Regions from separate parts of the Homo sapiens genome. Here region 1 is linked to region 2. Evidence: chromatin loops called from intact Hi-C (ENCODE). Cell type or tissue: mammary epithelial cell. All regions are shown on one strand.

Evidence for each region. Hi-C counts contacts between places; a loop is a spot of excess contacts. Peaks named below come from ENCODE experiments on the same cell type or tissue, not always from the same donor. Only the 100,000 strongest peaks of a DNase experiment are listed, where the experiment ranks them.
Region 1: a loop joins it to region 2, with 5 times the contacts of the local background. A loop is called at or near these places in 1 of 110 quality-filtered maps.

The regions. Positions count from the first base shown.
Region 1 is chr4:187,127,968-187,130,467 of GRCh38, forward strand. It overlaps LOC124900878 (a long non-coding RNA gene), which reads left to right. Exons shown (of 2, transcript XR_007058507.1): 2 at 919-1,907. Among named protein-coding and RNA genes, the nearest start is that of LINC02374, 73 kb to the right of the region's middle. RefSeq lists an enhancer at 148-1,347. In mammary epithelial cell, no CTCF peak of the experiment used is centred here; DNase peaks (open chromatin) are centred at 444 and 1,194; H3K4me3 peaks cover 631 bases; H3K27ac peaks cover 2,500 bases.
Region 2 is chr4:186,903,371-186,905,870 of GRCh38, forward strand. The region is part of intron 1 of LOC102723906 (a long non-coding RNA gene); the gene reads left to right. Among named protein-coding and RNA genes, the nearest start is that of FAT1, 180 kb to the left of the region's middle. In mammary epithelial cell, no CTCF peak of the experiment used is centred here; a DNase peak (open chromatin) is centred at 951; H3K27ac peaks cover 356 bases.

The DNA of each region.
Region 1 (2,500 bases), 220 kb after region 2:
TGGACAGATCACGAGGTCAGGAGATAGAGAACATCTTGGCCAACATAGTGAAACCCCGTCTCTGCTACAAATACAAAAATTAGCTGGGGATGGTGGCGTGTCCCTGTAATCCCAGCTACTCAGGAGGCTGAGGCAGGAGAATCACTTGAACCAGGGAGGCGGAGGTTGCAGTGAACCGAGATCATGCCACTGCACTGCAGCCTGGGCGACAGAGCGAGACTCCGTCTGAAAAAAAAAAAAAATCAACAAAAATGAAGAGAGTATATTAAGATCTGGTTAGACGTATTAATTAGACCTACAGAGGAAATTCCTAAAGAGCCGTGCAGGCCCGTTCTTGGAGCCCTGGAAATGCACGCATTTCTTGATGCCTCTGAGGATGCCCCTCTCACTCTCTGATTGTACTTGACCTGGCAGCTGCTGACTCCGTCCTACCCCGGTTACACAGGGTTAGAGGAATGTTAATTACCCGAGGATGCTGTGTCATCCGCACAGTATCCGGGAGAAAATAACAAGGACAACTCCCTTCATCTGAGAAATACAGACATTTAGCGATATAAGTGCCACGCTCAAAGGTACTGGTGTTGTGTGGGCACATATTTGGGCAGGAATGTAGATCCTCTTATCCTACTACTATATGGGCATCTGATACATAGATGCACCCAGCCAGAGAGTGCTAACCCTGTGCCCTACTGCAGGAGGGGTCTCAGCAAGCATCTGTTCTTGTCGCAGGTAAGGACTCTGAGACCTGGAAAGGGTTACATCATTTACGTAGTTTAACACAGACAGTAAAATTTAATTGGGGATCAAAAAAAAAGTTCTAAATGTTTACTTTATGGAGTATTGTTCCTTAAAAAATTTGGATTTTTATGCTTTCTTACAACATTAAAGTACATTCACCACTTTTTCTTGTTTTCTCAGAATCTGCGACATGGATAAAATTCTATCTCTGCATCTTACAGGTATTAAAATCCAGTTCCCTGCGTGCATGCTCCAGTTTAAGTGGATGGCTGATTCTATCCCGTCATCCTGAACTTTGTAGCTTCCTTTAAGAGATGATAAATTAGGGAACAAAAGGATCTTCCTTTCCGTGACAGCAGCACTTTCGGGAGGCTGAGCATGTACCTCTGACTCAAGGCTGAGTTATTATAAGAAAAACAGAAAAGGAAGGAAGAAGGTTTTAATTTCCCACTGTTGAAGACAGTTTGTCAGGATGAGAGACAGACAGACAGAGCGTGCACAGACCTGCACTTCTCTTCGGGGATGAATAGGGCAAGTGTTTCATTCATGACGTCTTCAAAGCGTTGCCCGGAATGCAAAATGACATGGTTTTTCTGGAATACTAGTCTGTTTGAAAGGCCAAGGAAAGGTGATACATTTTGAATGCACATTTGGGTGACTTCAGGGTCTCCTTCTATAACCAGAATGGAGATGTCCCTGAAAGGCTGTCAACAGAGAAAAAAAGAATTCTGGTTAAAATTCCATTATTCCAGTTTTTTTTTTGTTGTTGTTGTTTTTTTTTTTTGCCTGCGTTGTGTAATTGAAGATGTCTTCCAAGCAGAAACAGACCCTTGTTTCATGTGGAAAAAAAAATACATAGACTAATAGACTACAGAGAAATAGAGGTAAAAAGAAGATTGCTGCCACTTCCCAGTTAAGGAATGCGTTGCTTTCACCCACCGTGGTCCCTGCTGCCTGTGACTCCAACACAAGAATCAATCCATCTGTCTTTCTGCCACCACAGACATCTCCCTAAATTGATCTAATCTTGTGTCTATTCTTAAAATTCTTCGGATTGCTTCTTGTTAATAGATAATTGAAGTTCAGTAGTACAGTCTTTCCATCTCCCTTTCCTTCCTGATTGTCAAATCACTTTGACCCAATAAATCTCACTTAATTTTTTAATTGTATGGGAATTTAAAAATGGCACATGTTTTATCATATGCCTGGGCTGCTCTACCCAACTTTTCAAAGTTCTTTCCATCCTTCAAAGTCTAGCTCAGCACCTACATCTTCAAACGGTAAAACTTCTCTAATTTTTTTGCATGAAATAAATGTGCCTATCCAATCAGGATGAGCCACTCAGATGTGTGACTGATGTCACACAGGGCTTCAAGCTCAGAAGAGCCCACCGGATGAATGGTTTATTTCTCTGCTGTTGTCATCTTGAAATTTGAAGAAGGGGCCCAGCATTTTCATTTTGCACTGGACTCACAAACGATATAGCCAGTCCTGCCTCCAGTACTCCTAAAGTTAACAATTTCATATCTCTGCTCCAATAATTCTCATCCACATTGTTGTTTTGAAGTTACCTTTGTAACTCCCACTAGATTGGGAGCTCTAGGAAGCCACAGATCTTATTTGTTGAGTTTCTACAAGTGTGGGGAAGAGTAGTGTGCACAGATTAAAGCTGCCAATGGGAAGGTAAGAATACTATCAGAGTTCATCAGAACAGAACTGAAAACAGCCAACATCTCCTGAGAATAGCAGTGCTATGTTCTGA
Region 2 (2,500 bases):
TCTTTATTTGTATAATACAATCCAAATTGGATCCGTCCTGCCTTGCCGGCCCCTTGCCCACTGCCTCATTGCCCAGGGATCTCTCAACCTCATCTCAATACACTCCCTTGCCTGGGCCCTGGCTTCTGCTTCATGAAACCCACTTTCCCCCAACCCATGTTGTTTATGGGAAGTCCTGCCCACTCCTGAAGCCTTTCCTCAGGTTCGTCTTTTCCAGAGGGACTTCCCTTATGCTTCACCATGCGCCGAGCCCTTCCCGCCCTGCTCTCCCTAGCGCTGTGTTGGTAGCTTTGCGACCGCACTGCCCATGGTTGGCTTCATGCCGTGCACATCTCTGAACCTCACTTCATGCCGTGAGCTCCTTGAACAGAGCAGAGAGGGAAGACTAGCATGAAGGGGTGATGGGGAGTCACGGCCTTAGGAGCAGGAGTCGGGAAGGTAACAATCACACAGAGATCTCTCATGTCACTACGCTGGTGTTATAATTCATGTCAGCCATGCACACGTACAATCCAGTATCTATAAGGCTTATACATATTCTTTAAAACCAAGGTTACATCTGCAATCACCATTCCATAGCATCTAGAAAGATGTAACGCCCGGCTATAAATAGGGTATACCCACAAAATATCATAGGACATTATTCAAAATCAGGATATTAAAAATTAAATCTGTTTAAAACACCTAGAAAACCCTTGAAAAACTTCTATGTAATCATTTACTTTTAATATTTGGGGAAAGAGCAGAAGAACATATGTCTGATCAAATTCACTACAACGGATTTTTTCACTTCCAGATTTACAGAATGCCTGTCACTTGCCTAAGTTCCTTGTTTAAAAAGAAAGAGACTTTTCTCCACACCACTTCTCAATATTTATTTATGCAAATGGGACATGAGTCACAAGCATGCAGAGATGAACCCTGATTTATGACAACATCAAGAAAATAGCTAAAAATATGTGTGTCTCAGGATGATTCAAAGTGCAATAGGGGAATTTCCAGTGATTTGGTAACAAATGTAGCAGCCCAACTCCCATTTATTTTTCCAGCAAATATTCCCAAGGAGCATGAAAAAATGACAGCTGCATAATCGCAACAGTTAATTTTTTCATGTTAGTTGATTCAACCTTTTTGTCAAAAAATGAGAGGAAGAATAAAGGAAAAGCAAGAGTGTAAATGGTAGATCAAATTCGCATATTAACAACTTTGGAAGTAAAAACTTCAATACTCTATCTGTAGCCAAATATTAATATTTTAGTCATTAAGCCTAATTGCGGAGAAGTTATACAATAAACAAGATGAGGCTATATTCTTGCTGAGGTATCTATGTGAAGGGTAGCACTCTAGAACTCTGGAGTTAAAAAGAACATGCAATATCCCTGAATTTGGCCTCCTACTTTGTTTGGGCAAGGATTGTCTCCAAAAACTGACCTCCGAGAAGTAGAATTTAGCCTGTTAAATACTTACAGTAATGGGTCACTCACTGCCTCTGTCTTGTTTTCGGGGCTGCTGTAACAAATTGCCACAAATTTAGTGGCATGAAAATCGCGATTTATCATCTCACAGTTCTGAAGGCCAGAAGCTCAAAGGTGTTTGGCCGGGCTGCACCCGCTACAGGGCCTGTAGTGGAGAATCCATTTGTTTCTAGTTTTTCGTGGCGTCTGGCTTCCTTAGCTAGTGCCACATTGCTCCAATCTCTGCTCCGTCTTCACATTATCTTATCCTCTGTGTGTCTCTTAAAAAGAGACTTGTTACTAAATTTAGGGATCACCCAGGTAATACAGAATGAGTTTCTCATCTCAAGATTTTTAACTTAATGACATCTACAAAGACCCCTTTTCTTTCTTTCCTTTCTTTTTTCTTTTCTTTCTTTTTTTCTGTCTTTATTTTTCTTTCTTTCTTTCTCTCTCTTTTCTTTCTCTCCTTCCTTTCTCTCTTTTCTTTCTTTCTCCTTCCTTCCCTCCTTTCTTTCCTTCTTTCCTTCTTTCTTTCTTCCTTCCTTTCTTTCTTCCTTCCTTCCTTCCTTCCTTCCTTCCTTCCTTTCTTTCTTTCTTTCTTTCTTTCTTTCTTTTTTTTTTTCTTTCTTTCTTTTTTGATGGAGTTTCACTCTTGTTGCTGAGCTTGGAGTGCAATGGTGTGATCTCAGCTCATGGCAACCTCTGCCTCCTGGGTTCAAGCGATTCTCCTGCCTCAGCCTCCCAAGTAGCTGGGACTATGGGCATGCGCCACCACGCCTGGCTAATTTTTGTATTTTTTTTTTTTTTTTAGTAGAGATGGGGTTTCTCCATGTTGGTCAGGCTGGTCTCGAATTCTCGACCTCAGGTGATCCACCCACCTCGGCCTCCCAAAGTGCTGGGATTACAGGTGTGAGCCACATCGCCCAGCCAAACACCCCTTTTCAAAATAAGGTCACATTCACAGGTTCTAGGGATCAGGACATGGACATATCTTTCTGGGGGCCACCATCTAGCCATTGCCACCTCCAAAGGCAAGACATACA